2 separate regions of the Homo sapiens genome follow, and region 2 is linked to region 1. A link is an interaction called in ENCODE POLR2A ChIA-PET data of the cell type or tissue named here. Cell type or tissue: Caco-2. All regions are shown on one strand. Links, peaks and the distances in the headings refer to the core of each region. The heading gives the core; the rest is flanking DNA.

Region 1 (10,943 bases), core at 2,324-7,323:
TATCCTCTGTAACACATCATCTTACTTGCTTGATTTTCCAAGCATGGTTCTGGTTGAAATGGCCTGGGCTTCCCATTTATCACCATGGCCCGGTCCTCAGCTGGGTGCCATTGTTGCCTCTTCCCTGCCCCTTGCCTAAGCCCAGGGGGCTCATCACAGCTCCTCCAGCTCCGTGCTCAGGAGCTGTTGGTGCCTGGCGAGCTCTAAGGCTTGAAAATTATGTGCTGGCCCTGACCCCATGATGAGAATTAGAGCTGACAGTTTTCTGGAAAACAAAAAAAATCTGTTACTTTTCCTGTTATATCTTCTCCCCATAGAATCTTCCCAGGGAATTTCTAAGTTGGTTAAAACCCACCTGACTGAATTCCATATTCTTCACAGCACTGATTTTTCTCCTTCCTTACTCAGACTTCCACCTCACTGCTTTGGTGATAAGGCCAAAGGGACAAGTAGCAATGAAAAAAAAATCGAATAAACTTTAAAAAATGAGTAAATACAGTTCATAGCTCTTCCTTCTTATTAAACAACATGGTACCCTTCATTTCTCTTTGCCCCAATCACCCTTTTAATTCAGCCAGAAGTGCTCCTCTGCCTTTTGGCTGTGAAAGCTTTTACTTCTTCTGGTGCTATTCTTTTCATTCTGCTGTCTGAGTTTTCCAGCACTGTCTTCTGAGAGGGCATTATAGGAAGTGGGGGTGGCAGCAGGTCAGTGTGTCACATGTCACATTCCAAGCCTCCTCTGGCTTGACAGCCAGGAGACCTACAGTTATTACTGAACTTCATATGATCAAACTGAGCAAACTGGCAAAAAATATGTGCAGTTTCTTGGGGGATATTTTAGACATTACGGCTTAGCCAAACTTGTTCCATCTTCCCTGGAAAGTGTTACAGAAGATAAAACAACAGTAAATATGGATTTTTCCAAGCTATTATTTGTTATATCAGTCTGTGACTTTTAGGTTACCTTCCTACTCCTCTTGTTAACATTTCAATTAATTGTGTTAATCAACTCAGTAAAGATTTGGTTTGTAATGATGGATATGTATCACCTACCTCCTAGGGACCAGCTTTAGTTTTCAATCTAATATTTATTTATTTAGGAACTGGCTGTTTTGAGCATTTGTGTATTTTGTCTGTGGCTCATTTCTCTAAGGCTAGATTCTTTTAAAACACTGAAGTACAAATGAGGACAGTTATATAATCAAACGATGGTTTGATAACAGGCACAATGGGCATTAGCCACAAAATGTGCATTTGAAGATCAGACAGCAAGACAGAGAGAAAATAGACTGGAACCAAAAAAGGAACACAGCCTCAGGGACCAGTGGGGCTGTAACAAATGTAACAGTGACATCCATGTCACTGGCATCCCTGACCTTTGACCAGTGGGAGCTGGAGAGCACATACTACTCCTTCTGAAGGGCTTTCTGAGATCCAGTGGTCTACACCACCTGTCTGAACACCTGACCTTTGACCAGTGGGAGCTGGAGAGCACCTACTACTCCTTCTGAAGGACTTTCTGAGATCCAGTGGTCTACACCACCTGTCTGAACACATCCCAGGAGACCAAGCATTCAGTTGTGCTTCTTAGGAAGCTGCAGCCAGCTGGCTGGGCCTCTGTGCCTGCTCTCCCTCCTCCCTGCTTCAGACTCCTCTCCCTTCAAACTGCTTCCTGGAGACCACACTCCCCATTGACCTGTTACTGCATCAGATTTGATTCTGTTTTCTAGCAAGCCCATCTCTTTTTATGCTTCTGAATCCTGTTATTTATCCTCATTATGTCTTCTCATTTTTCCCCTCATGATTGGCATCTCTTTGTACATTTTCTGTCTTTTAAGCCTTTTTCTATTTGTCTTCTATACCACCATTTTGTCTTTTAATCTTTTAGTTAAACCTTTTTCAGCTCCAGAAAGTTTGTGTGTATGTGTGTGTGCGTGTGCCATAGTCAAATTCTGTTATGAGCTCTTATATTTTAGTTGAAGTTTTTGTCTGTCTTCTCTAACAATTTTATTTCCCTAAAACCTATCTATTGTGGGTATTCTTTTTTTGATGTTTTTCTGAGATGGAGTCTCTCTCTGTCACCAAGACTGGAGTGCAGTGGCAGTGGCACAATCTTGGCTCACTGCAGCCTCCGCCTCCTGGGTTCCAGTGATTCTCCTGCCTCAACCTCCCCAGTGCCTGGGATTATAGGCATGCACCACCATGCCTAGCTAATTTTTCTATTTTTAGTAGAGACGAGGTTTCACCATGCTGGCCAGGCTGGTCTTGAACTCCTGACCTCAGGTGATCTGCAAACCTTGGCCTCCCAAAATGCTAGGATTACAGGCGTGAGCCACCATGCCCAGCCTATTATGGGTATTCTGATTATGTTTTCTCTGTTGCTACTGTGTCACCTTAAGTTATTTGTATTCGTTTCCTATGGCTGCTGTAAAAGATTACAACTTTGTGACTTCAAATGACACAAATTCATTGTCTCATGATTCTGGAGATCAGAAGTCCTAAAATCAAGATGTCAGCAGAATTGCATTCCTCCTGGAGGCTCTCGGGGAGAATCCATTTCCATGCTCTCTTCAGCTTCTTTCTAGAGGCTACCTGCCTTCCTCGGCATGCAGTCCCTTCCTCCATCTTCAAAGCACTCACTCCAACCTCTGCTTCTGTTGTCATATTTCCCTCTTTGACTCTGACCTTCCTAGTCTTCTCTTATAGGAACCCTGTGATTACACTTAGGGCCTACCTGGATTATTTAGAACAATCTCTTATCTCAAGATTTAAAGTTATATCTGCAAAGTGCCTTTTGTCATAGAAGGTAATACATTCATGGGTTCCAGGGATTAGGATGTGGACATTGTTGGGGTGGTATTATCAGTCTACCCCAGTACTTAAATGGAGGCCATCCTGTGAATGATGAAAGCAAGACAGTGTCTGCCCTGTTGACCTGCAGTGTGACAGGTGACATAAAATCAGTTCTCTATTGTGATGCTGTGTCATCTTCTGAGCTATGTGGGCTCATGTCCTCAGCCTCATCAGGAAAGCTGCATCAATCTCCTTCCTTCCCTTCTTCTCTAGCTCATTGGAATTCATGGATACCAGTAGGCTCTCCCCAAGATGCCTGTAAGGGATCAGAATTATTCTTCTTCTTGGCGGGGTGGGGGATCTATGATGGTTAATTTTATGTCAACTTGCCTTGGCCATGGTACCCAAACACTTGGTTAAATGCCAGTCTAGATGTGATATGCATGTATTTTTTAGATGGCATTAGCATTTAAATCAGTAGACTCTAAGTAAAGCAGCTTATCCACCATAATCTGGGTGGGCCTCATCTAATCACTGAAAGGCCTTAAGAAAAACATTGAGGGAATTCTGCCTCCAGGCTGTCTTCAGACCAGAGCGGCAACACCAGGTCTTCCCTGGGTCTCCAGCCTGCCCTGCACATTTCAGGCTCGCCAGCCCCTGACAATTGCATGAGCCAATTCCTTAGTGAACCATCCTATTGATTCTGTTTTTCTGGAGAACGCTGACTAATATGGGGTTTATGGATCTCCACAGACCAAACTCTCTCCAAGAAGGCTTCTCTGATCTTACCCCAGGGCTTTGCTGCTGGCCAGCCTCACCCCTCCGATCCGGCAGGGGGAAGGTCCTGGCCAACTCTAACAGAATGGTGGCAGAGCCCAAGGCCCCCTTCTGTATTCCAGATTCTTCTGGAGTTGATTGGAGTTCAGAAGAAACAGAACATCTGGATATTGAAGATGCCTTTTCCCCAAAGTTTCTCTTAAGATTCTTTTTATTTTGAATTGACTTTATTTTTTAGAGCAGTTTTAGGTTTACTTGCGACAAAGACACAGAGATTTCCCCTATGCTCCCTGCCCCCTACACATGCATAGCCTTCCCTGTTTTTAACATTCCCCTACCAGAGTGGTACATTTGCCATAATTGATGAGCCTACATTGACACATCGTCATCGCCCAAAGCCCGTAGTTGACATCAGGATTCACTCTCGGTGCTGTGGATTCTATGGGTGTGGAAAAACGTACAATGGCATGCATCCGCCATTATAGTGTCACACAGAGTAGTTTCACTGCCCTAAAAATCCTCTGTGCTCCCCTTCCTCTCTCAAACCTCTGGAAACTAGAATTGATTCTTGAACAACATGGGTTTGAACAGCATGGGCCCAATGATATGCATTTTTTTTCAATAAAAGTTGCACTAAGTATGCCTGCCTTCCCTTCCACCTCCTCTACCTTGCCACCTCTGCTACTCCTGAGACAGCAAGAGAAGTCCTCCCCTTCCTCCTCCTCCTCAGCCCACTCAGTGTGAAGATGTCAAAGATGAAGACCCTTATGATGACCCACTTTCACTTAATGAATACTAAGTATATAGTCTCTTCCTTGTGATTATCTTAGTAACATTTCTTTTCTCTAGCTTTCTTTATTGTAATATAGTATATAACATACAAAATATGTGTTAATTGACTATGTTATCAGTAAGTCTTCTGGCCAACAGTAAGCTACCCATAGTTAAGTTTGGGGGAGTCAAAAGTTATACATGGATTTTCTACTGCATGGAAGGTTGGCACTCCTAACTTTGTTGTTGTTCAAGGATCAACTATATTGATCTCTTTTTGTATCCATTGTTTGTCAGTTCCAAAATTTCATATAGTTGGAATTAGACAGTGTATAATCTTTTCAGATTTGTTTCTTTCACTCAGTAATATACATTTATGTTTCCTCCATGTCTTTTCATGGTTTGATAGCTCATTTCTTTTCAGCATTTAATAGTATGCCATTGCCTGGATGTACCACAGTTTACTTACCCATTTACTTACTGAAGTACAGCTTCTTTGCTTGCACGTTTTGTCATTATAAATAAAACTGCTATAAATATCCATGTGCAGGTGTCTGTGTGAACATAAGTTTCAACTCCTCTGGGTAAATATCGTATAGTGCAATTGCTGGATTGTATGGTAAAGAGTATGTTTAGTTTTTTAAGAAACTGCCAAACTGCCTTCCAAAATAGGTGTACAATTTTGCATTCCCACCAGCAATGCCACAATGCCTGAGAGATCCTGTTGCTCCACATCTTTGCCAGTATTTGGTGTTGCAGTGTTCCGGATTAAGGCTAACCTAATAGGTGTGCAGTGGTATCTCAGTGTTCTTTCAATTTGCATTTCCCTGATGAAACATGTTGTGGAAATCTTTTTTTTTGAGATGGAGTCTCACTCTGTCGCCAGGCTGGAGTGCAGTGGCACCATCTCGGCTCACTGCAACCTCCACCTCCCAGGTTCAAGTGATTCTTATGTCTCAGCCTCCCAAGTAGCTGGGACTGCAGGCACGTGCCACCATGCCCAGCTATTGTTTTTTTCTTTTTTGTATTTTCACTAGAGATAGGGTTTCACCATGTTGACCAGGCTGGTCTTGAACTCATGACCTCAGGTGATCCGCCTGCCTCGGCCTCCCAAGTGCTGAGATTACAGGTGTCAGCCACCGCAGCTGGTGGGAACATCTTTACGTATGCTTATTTACCATCTGTATATGTTCTGTGGTGAGATGTGTGTTAAGGTCTTTGGCCCATTGTTTATTCATGTTGTTTTCTTACAGTTGAGTTTTAAGAGTTCTTTGTGTATTTTTGATCACAGTCCTTTATCAGAGATGCCTTTTGCAAACATTTTCTCCCAGTCTCTGGCTTATCTTTTCATTCTCTTGACAATGTTTCACACAGAGCAGAAATTTTTAATTTTAGTGAAGTCCAGCTTATCAATTCTTTCTTTCATGAATTGTGTCTTTAGTGTTGTATCTAAAAAGCCATCACAAACATCACAAACCCAAGGTCACCTGGGTTTTCTCCTATGTTACATTCTAAGTTTTATATATTCTAGGATTTTGCTTTACGTTAAGGTCTGTGGTCCATTTTGAGTTCATTGTTGTGAAGGGTCTAAGGTCTGTGTCTAGATTCATTTTTTGGCATATGGATGTCCAGTCATTCCAGCACCATTTGTTTAAAAAGACTCTTTCCTCCATTGTATTGTCTTTGATCCTTTTTCGAAGATCAGCTGACCAATTTTATGTGGGTCTATTTCTGGACTCTCTATTCTGTTCTGGGAATTTATTTGTCTATTATTTTGTCAATACCACACTGTCTTGGTTACTGGAGCTTTATGGTAAGTCTTGTCAGGTGATGTCAGTCCTCCAACTTTGTTCCTCTCCTTCAATATTTTGTTGGCTATTCTGGGACTTTTGCCTCTCCATATAAACTTTAGAACCAGGTTCAAGCGATTCTCCTGCCTCAGCCTCCTGAGTAGCTGGGATTAGAAGCAACGCACCATCACGCCCAGCTAATTTTTGTATTTTTAGTAGCGACGGGGTTTCACCATGTTGGTCAGGCTGGTCTCGAACTCCTGACCTCGTGATCCGCCCACCTTGGCCTCCCAAAGTGCTGGGATTACAGGCATGAGCCACCGCGCCCGGCCTAATTTTTGTATTTTTAGTAAAGACGGGGTTTCACCATATTGACAAGACTGGTCTCGAACTCCTGACCTCAGGTGATCCACCTGCCTCGGGCTCCCAAAGTGCTGGCATGAGCCGCCACGCCTGGCCCATATTTTGTTATATGTATACTTGAGTATTTAATTTATTGGTGCTAATATAAATGGTTTTATGTTTTTAATTTTAAGTTTCTCTGGATTCTTTTTGAGTCCAGTTTTATAATCCAGAGTTTTGTTCTCTTTACAGAATTTTATCATGCCCTGCTTTGATAACTTTGCATCTTATATCTTCACCCAGTGAAATGACAAACACATAAAATAAGTATGAGCCATGGATACATCCCAGAAACTGTTTCTTTGGTTTAGGATACAATGAATTTTTTATCTTAGTCTCTCATTTTTCTAAGATCCCATTTTTAAAAATAGGAAATTAAATTTACTTTTGTTCCAATTCTGCTTTAGGAAACTTGGTGTCCCTTTCATCATGGGTCTCAATTTTAACCAGAGGGGTCTCTCCCTCCATTTACTTCTTGAAATCGATGTTCTTCTTCAGGGTTACTCATAGTGTGACCTGCCAGATCTCCTGCCCCTGCACCTGCCCAGCCACCTCCTAATGGACTAATATGCGCCCCACTACAAGCTCAGCAATTTGAACTTCCCATGCTTAGCTTTGGGGCCAGTTCTGGCTTTAGCTGCAGGGATATTTAAAAGTTTAGTTCAATAGATGAAGTGAGTCCTCACCAAATCTGTTGTGTTGCTGTTTTTTCTTGAACCACAGTTCTAGTTCTAGTTCTAGTGACTGAATTCCTCACTGCCACTAAGTACACAGTTCCAAAGTCTTCTAGACTTACTTCTGGAGCCTGACAAGTGACTGTTCCTTTAGCCAGTACTGGGGCTTCCAGACATCATTGCTTCTGTTTTTTTTTGTTTGTTTGTTTTCAGTTTTTTTTTAAATTTCAATGGTTTTGGGAGTACAGGTGGTTTTTGGTTACATAGATGAGTTCTTTAGTGGTGAATTCTGAGATTTTAATGCACCCATCACCTGAGCAGTCTTTTATCCCTCACCTCGCTGCCAACCTCTTTCCTTGCATCCCCAAAGTCCATCACATCACTCTATATGTTTTTGCATCCTCATAGCTTAGCTCCCACTTTTGAGTGAGAACATACGATATTTGGTTTTCCATTCCTGAGTCACTTCACTTAGAATAATGGCCTCCAGCACCATCCAGGTTGCTGCATAAAGACATTTCATTCCTTTTTATGGCTGAGTAGTATTCCGTGGTGTATATATAGCACATTTTCTTTTTCTTACTTGTTGGTGGACACTTAGGTTGGTTCCATATCTTTGCAATTGGAAATTGTGCTGCTATAAACATGTGTGTGCATATGTCTTTTTCACATAATGACTTATATTCCTTTGGGTAGATTCCTGGTAGTGGGATTGCTGGATCAAATGGTAGTTCTCCTTTTAGTTCTTTAATGGTAGATCTACTTTTAGTTTTTCTTTTTTGTTTTGTTTTTTGTTTTGAGACAGTCTCGCTCTGTCGCCAGGCTGGAGTGCAATGGCGCGATCTCGGCTCACTGCAACCTCCGCCTCCCAGGTTCAAGTGATTCTCCTGCCTCAGCCTCCCGAGTAGCTGGGACTACAGGCGTGCACCACCATGCCCAGTTAATTTTTGTATTTTTAGTAGAGACAGGGTTTCACCATGTTGGCCAGGATGGTCTCGATCTGTTGACCTCGTGATCTGCCTGCCTTGGCCTCCCAAAGTGCTGAGATTACAGGCGTGAGCCACTGTGCCCGGCCTACTTTTAGTTTTTAGTGCTTGTCTGTTTGGATCATCACACATTACTTGCTCCCTGCTGCCAGGCCTCAGTCTGCGCTACACCCATATACTACTTATTTTCTAGACTTCCAAAGTGCTGGGCACCACCCAGTCCTCTGCCAGGCACGGTCCTCTCTGCAGGTGATCCGCTGCCTGTGTGGGGGTCTCCTCCCTCCAAGCAACCATTTTCACCCACAGGCATGTCTCAACTCCAGGTGCAGACCCCTCCCTGACTGTCCTGTTCCATCAACTCCGGTTCTGTTAAAAGGATGTGAACTTTACAGACTTCCCAGCAAGGCAGCTCCTTGGAGGCAGAGACCTCATTTGGAATACGCTCAACTATATTAAAATGTGATTTTGCTCAACCATATGAAACACTCAGTTGTTAGGACAAAAAAAAAAAAAAACCCTGCTTTTCACATTCCCATTTTACCTCTACAATGTATCATTTCATCAAACACCAATTCACAAATGGAACTTACATAGCTCGTTAACTACAGTGTTTTATTCTCTTATGAAAATATGTCAGAAAGATTTGAGAGTCTGGGACTGTGGTGAAGCCCCCATCAGCCCGGGCATATGGTGGGGGAGGTCAGGAACATTTTCTTCCAGCTCTCTTCAGACAGCAGCCAGACAGTTTTCAGCGCCTTTTTTTTTTTACCGTTTTGGTGACTCATTTCCTCACTTGAGACACAGAAATATGAATGCAGTGTCAACCAACCATAAAGGAGTGTTACGAGAGTTCTGGTCATGGAGTAATCATAATTGTATTTGGTATATGATTTGACCGTATTTATTCATAATATAATACTCTAGGGTTTGAACATCTTATTTTTGGTTCTGCTGTGAACTATATAGAACGTGATGGAAAATCACTCCCTGCACATTACCCTGGGCTGCAGTGTCCATAAAAGGCGATATGCTGGCTCAAGAAATTGAAATTGAATGATTTCATAACCAACCTGTGAGCCTCGCTTCCTCCTTCACATATGAAAGCACGTTGGCACAGAGGGGAGAAAATTTTTTTTTCATATGTTTCCACCTCACAGCTCCTTTTCTAGGTCTCCTAGTTGGAAAGACATTGATTTCTACGTGGGAAGACTTTTGCACCTGCAAGAATCCTTCACGGTCATATAGTGTCACCTCTCTCCCAAGGCAGAAATCCCATCTGCAATATTGATCAATGACCTGTCAAGGATGAATTAATTGAGTGCCTACTATGTGCTAGCTAGGCATTGTGCTGAGCCTCACACAATGGCAGACCCTGAGATAAGAATTCAAGTGCCAGGAATTTGAGAAAGGGTCCCGGAAAACACTGGAAATAGTGGACATGAGACAGAGAAGACAAGAAAGCCAATAAAGGATGCACATTATCAAGCAAATTACCACCATGGGCAGATAGAGCTCGATCCCACTAGAGAATTCTGAAAACCAAGACTCAGAATTCATCCAACCAAGGGGCCAGGGATCTGGGGTATTAATCCACCAATTCTCCATCTGTCATGGGTTCAGGCTGCTTTCAGGGGAATGAAATTTCCAGCATGTCTGGCTTCTCCATGCATGGGCACAGTGTGTTTTCAAGGTCAGAAAAAAAAAGGCTTTGAGTGGAGATTTTCAGGGGTCAGCTATAAGTAGAAGTGAATGCCAGTGGGAGGTGGGGCCACTGATACCATCTGCTACATTCAGGAAGACAGAGAATTAAGCTCTTCTCCCTACTTTTGATCTGAAGGAGCAAACGGGGACATTTGCTCCTTGAATCCAGTGGAATCCAAGGGGAAAGCCCTGGAGCAATGGAGGTGATGAGTTTGAACGAAGATGTACAAAACCTGAGTTAACTGAGCGTGCAGATGAGCAGAGAGAAGAAAAATGGCTCTAGATGACATCAGGCCATGACTAGTCATCAGTTGCCACATGAGGTTTTCAGGAATGACATGGAAATACCAGCTTTCCACAGCTGTCTGGCTCTCCCCAGGGAAATGGGAAACCCTGGTACAGAGTCGAACCTTGGGCAAAAGGGTTGGAAGGAAGCAGGTGATCTGGGCAGAGCTGCCAGCTCTTCCTCCTTCCCTGGGGAGAACTAGTTGAAAATGAGTGTAGGGAGCCTGGCAGGAGAGCCAGCAAGGCAGGCTAACCCCAGAGGTGTGTAAGTGCAAAGGCTTCACGGCCATGCTTTCAGCAGACCTGGCACTGTTCAGTGCTGTCACCCAAGCCAGCCGAGGCTGGCCTAAGCCCACTTGCTTGTGGGGAGGGGGAGCTCATGCCCCGCTGGCTATAGGTTTTTTGGGTTATGAAACTAGGCAGGGCTAAGCCTGGAAAAAGTCCGAAATCATTAGTGGAGTCTGCGGTGTGCTAGGGCAGGTGGAGGCAACTTTCCTCAGTAAGGCAGTTCGCGGCCAGTGCTGCGGTTGGTTGGGATGTTCTTTGGGCAGACTGAAGTCTACCTACCTTGAACTTTCCCTTCATTCTACTGCTGCCCTTTGGAATGCCCTGATGATTCCCAGGAAAGTTTTGAGAATACAGCACCTGGCCCATGCTGCTGATAAAGATTCCCTTTTGGATAGGTGTTTGTGGTTTGTGATGATGTAACTAATGATTTTGTTTCCCTGGTTTCAAGCTAGACTGTTCTAGTCCATATATTTCCA
Region 2 (5,000 bases), core at 1-5,000, 170 kb after region 1:
GAATTTCTCATTTCTTAAAATAGCTCCAAGAGTTGCCATTTAGTTTGCTATTTCAAGAAGTGGCATTTGGGATTTCAGCTCTTCTTAACATTTAATCACCAGAGACACAAGGGCAAGAAATGACTGGAAAGTTCATTTGAAGCTATCACATCCGAGGCAAGAGCAGTGAAATTACTGTGCTCTTTGGAGCTTAGCTCTTCCCATGGTTTTCGAGGTTTTGTACATGTTTGGCCAGAACTGAACTCAGTTTGTGGGCGAACATTGTGCAGGTCTGCTGGATCCAGAGGAATCTCATTTTCCTGGCACTAAGAACATTTCCTGCTTCTGATTGCCTTTTGATCTGGAATTTCAATTTGCATGATGTTGGGCCGCCAGACCCTAAGCAGCAAATGCTGTGGGAGGGAGGGAGTTCCAAGAGATTGAAGGGTGGGGGGATCATGGTGGGGCCTTTTGGGGTCCTGCTTTCTGGCCCCCATGGGAGGTGTAGGGAAGTGTGATTGCTAGAGGCGCGCCATGCTGCCCGCTGCCATGCTCAGTAGATGGGGACTGGCGGGGCCTCGGTATCAGTGGCTCACCTGTGTCCATGTTGTCCCTTGAGATGAGGAGCTCTTTCTCCCCACCCACTCTGATCATGCCACATAACCCTCTGTGAGCAGTGTCCCATGGGGTGTCCTGCCTGCCTGCTCTCTTCTTCACAATCCAAGACCCTGCTGCTGTCATGGAGCTGCCCTAATGGGAGGGGGTCAGAAGTGCTTTTCTCTATCGCCCACCCCCAGCTGTGGTTATTCTTCGTCTTCCCTGGCACACACCACAGCAATACTCAGTCCCATCTACGGTATAAGCAGCTGTCTGTTTCCTTTGGGTTCAGCCCCTGAATTTCAGTGTCTGGATGCAGTTTTCTCTATATTGGGTCATTATTTGTCTTCCTTTGTGCATGTCCCTGTCATTATTGCCTGTTTTATTTTGTATGTTTCTGGAGGTCAAGGAAAGTTTTTTTTTCTTTTTTTTTTTTTTAAAACCTATCATGCAAGCAACATATTTAATAATATGAATAGCTCTATTTATTATAATATGTGTTTACAGTTTGCCAGGCTTTGCCTTTTCCATGCATTGACTCAGTTGAGTCCAGCAGCAGCCTCACATGACTGCACAGCTCGGCTTTCCTAACCATGCTGCCATCCTCGTCAGCATTCGTGTGGACACACGACCCTATCAGGGCAGAGTCAGGTTTTGTGAGGGACAAAGCTTACAGAATTTTAGGGGCTTTCTTTAAGAAAAATAATTCAACATTTGAAAACAAAATAAGGCACGGAGGTGAACATTTATTTAGAATTTAAAAAGAAAGAAATTTTAAAAAGCTAACACAAGCCATAAACACCAGAAATCCAGGGAAACAACACATTTTTATCAATGAACCTCTAGATACACCTCCATACTACTTCCCTATAGTTTTAGGGCTTCATATTCTTTTATTGCCTCTTCATATGATCATGATTTTGTATTATCATTCTTCATTGCAAGAACAGATCAGTGTTTCCCTTGGCATGATTAGTCCAAATTTGTATTTTATTATTGAGAGTTTAGAAAAGTTTCTTCTAGTTCCACAACATCTGGGAATGTCACAGGAATTTTTAGGATTGGAAAAGCTTCTGTGAGGTTTCTTTTGTACATGAGCAATGCAGTTTGGGGGCATTCTCAGTTTGTGCAATGACTAATCTTACATACCGCCAAGTAGTCCTGGGGCCACATACCTTAGAACATGTCTGAATTGTGCCATGGCGTCCCATCTTCTGTGTCATGACATTGGGTGGACACAGTGGGCACGTTCCTGGAAATCTTCCTAAGCCAAGGTGCCCAGCAACAATGGAGCTGTATGGGAACCACTGGCAAGCTCTTTTAGCCCCACAGGACGTGTCCCTGGGGCCTGAGTGGGATGCTGAGGGTGGCAAAGATAACAAGACTCAGCCCTGCCCTGAGGCACTGATAGTGGAGCTGAGTGTTTGCAGGTCACAGCAAGCCGAGGACTGTCATGAGAGGCATCCCAGGACTGCTGCTAAGTAAGGATGTGGCAGCAAGGCGCCAAAGGCCACCTTTGTGGGGAGGAGGGAGGTGGCCCCCCAGTTACATGCGAAGTGCTATATGCCTGCCTGGGGCTAGAGCAGCTTGGCTTTAACTTTTTTGCTGCATTGCCACATTTGCGTTCTTTGTAGACCGTCACCCAAGGGGCTGCAGGACTGTGACAGGTGTAGAGGTGGGAGGGGCACATTATCCCTGTAGAGGGAGGGACTGGAGCTGGCTCGTGTCAGAAACAGTGGACGCAACATTGCCTCTTTGCTGGGCGGGCCCCCGGGCTTACCATGAGACTGGAAACCTTGCATCTGCCTAGCTAAGTGGGGGCTCTGTTGTTGGTAGGGAGTTCAAACTTTTGCCCACTTGAAGAATTCTCATTCTTCTTTGCTCTCTCCAAGCATCCCTTCCTTAGTAAAGTGAAGAAACTTAACAGCCCATGGAGGGCAATGGGCTTGACCTTAGCTCTGCATTTAACTTCTGCCAGTACCTCTCACTACGTTGAGCTACATGTTTACAGGCCTGGCTCTTCCACTAGCCCAGGGCTGCTTCAACTCAGTTCCACATGACCACTCTCCAGGGAATTACAGCCCTCCCCTCAAAGCTGTGTATACAATCATAGAAAGCAAAGAATGTATACAATTTTCAGGGGGAGAAGATCCAGGCTCTCAAAGGGGTCTGTAACCTTGAGAAGGCTCAGTACCGGCCTTGTTTCTTCTTCCTCCCTGAAACTGAAAATTCTAATGTAGTTCCTGGGGCATCATGATTGATCAGGGTTTTTCCAGAATCCCCTGGAGAGCATGTTCAAGTATAGGTAGTTGGTCCCTGCTCCTGGAGCTCCTGACTTGGCTCTGGACTGGGGCCTCAGAATTTACGTTTGTAACCAGTTCCCAGGCGACGCTGAATCACCAGTTCCTGGGAACCCACTTTCAGAACCACTGTTGTGGACTATTTGTGAACTGAAGGTACTACCTCTCCCTTTCTGATTTCACGGGAAATCACTTTCAGAACCACCGTTATGGACTATTTGTGGACTGAAAGTACGCCCTCTCCCTTTCTGATTTCACAGGAAGCCTGAGGAATGAATGTTCACAGATAAGGACTTGAGCCTCTACGTGACGGGGAAAGCTGAAGGACTTGTACATAGACCAAGTTAGATTTTTATACACTATAAAAGCAGCAGTCACCCAGTGTGTATGTTCTGAATGTCATAGGCTTGGGAGTCAGCCAGGCCTCACCATGCTTAGGGAAAAATAGTATCCTGAAATATTCACAATTCAAACTCATGAATTCTCAGGGTTTCAAACATGATGGTGCTGATGGCCCCGGAGCAGCTCCACCAACAACCAGAATTTGGGTAATTCTGGTTTTCTTTTGAAGATAGAAAATTAAGAACTTCTCCCTCGGAAGTCTGTCACCAAGGGAAGAATTGAATTTGAGCATGTTGCGATAGCTTTAAAACCACGGCTGTGTGCCAGATCTGTGCCAGGCCTCGTTCTTGCAAATAATAGTGGGGACCGGCAGTCTGGTAATTAGCCTATGTCATTTTGCTGTTAGCGTGATGTTCTTGTCACTAATCATGTCTCAGGCCAATCAGTTCCCTACCCTAGTGGGCTGTCCCCGCCTCCATGCCCCACCAGCACCTGGAAAAGCTTAGCGGGGCTGAAGAACAGTGAACAGCTGTCACCAGTGAATCACAGTTTAAAAAAGAGTTGAAAATAGGCAATTATCCTCTTAACCCACAATTTGGTAGATACAGTGGTGTGACTTCCCACAGATCCACCTCCAAGTCTCCCAAGCCCCTCTCTTCTGCCATTTCTGTCTTCAGTTTCCTCCCCAGGGTGGCTCCATCCCTGCCTCTCTTTTCGTTTTCCTCCCCTGCATCTCCTTCTGCTCCCTTTTCCCTGTCTCCCTCACCAGTCTCTGTTCTCCACCCATTCTCCTCTGATTGTTTCTTTCTTTCCCCCGTCAAAGGACACCTGTAGAAGGGAGGCATTGTGCCCAGTATTTGTATTTGAAGCAAGAGCTTTTTGCCTTGTTCTTAACTTAGGCAGCAGGTGAGCCACTCCCAGTTGATCCCTTTTCCCTGGAGTCAGTCATGTGTCCCGGAAGTGCTTCCAGCAGCTGCTGAAGACCTCTGCCCTATGAGGTCACTAGGAGTTCTTTCATTAAGTGACCTGAGGTAGGGTTTGTACAAGTTGAAAATTTTTATAGTCCTTGATTCATGTTAATCCTCCATAAGATTTCTCTTATTTTTCAGTCAGTACCATGAGTTTTCCTGGTCATGGTACTGCATGACCAGTCTTTAACAGAAATGTTGGCTTATAAACTGTCTTTCACACATTTACTATGGTTGAGTATTGCTAAGCACACATTGTTCAAAGGGCAGCCCAGTATGGGAGAAGAAAGAGTTCTGTTTAACAGAAGACTGTGTCCTGTCCCAATCCAGTCCTGCTGGGTACTTGGTGGGACACTTGTAGCAATTAGCTTAACTTGAGATCCTCAGTTTCCAGCCTCAGTTGTTGAGTGGTAATTGTGACAGTAAAAACACCTTGAAAGTTACACTTTGTCACACAAAAGGAAGACAGTAGCCACAACATTGCATCCTTTCATTAGATACCTCCAAGATACACCTTGGGGGGAAACAGAAATTCATCTAATTAAAGTATTATTTGGTGCCCTAAATACATGAAACTGACCCATGAATATTTTTATTATCAAACATTTTAAGCAACCCAAGTTTAATCAGATAGATGCAAAAAAATCATTAAATATGTTAAGAGTTGTAAACATATCTGTATCTTATATGTCCAGAGACAGGAAACACATCAATAATTGAACATGGAAAATTAATATAAAGAATTACTAAATTGGTGAAAGGGGATTAACTCTATTAGGGGGTAAAGATAACTCTAAAGCAGGCTGTGCCCTTG

The links. Peaks named below come from ENCODE experiments on the same cell type or tissue, not always from the same donor. Only the 100,000 strongest peaks of a DNase experiment are listed, where the experiment ranks them.
Region 2: POLR2A ChIA-PET joins it to region 1 with 5 read pairs; 2 of 35 experiments call an interaction of 5 or more read pairs at or near these places.

Annotation. Positions count from the first base shown.
Region 1 is chr13:99,123,179-99,134,121 of GRCh38, reverse strand. No RefSeq gene overlaps it. Among named protein-coding and RNA genes, the nearest start is that of DOCK9-DT, 42 kb to the right of the region's middle. RefSeq lists an enhancer at 8,954-9,053. In Caco-2, for the core only: no CTCF peak of the experiment used is centred there; no DNase peak of the experiment used is centred there.
Region 2 is chr13:98,958,652-98,963,651 of GRCh38, reverse strand. All of the region lies in intron 1 of DOCK9 (dedicator of cytokinesis 9), which reads left to right. Among named protein-coding and RNA genes, the nearest start is that of DOCK9, 17 kb to the left of the region's middle. In Caco-2, for the core only: no CTCF peak of the experiment used is centred there; a DNase peak (open chromatin) is centred at 2,061.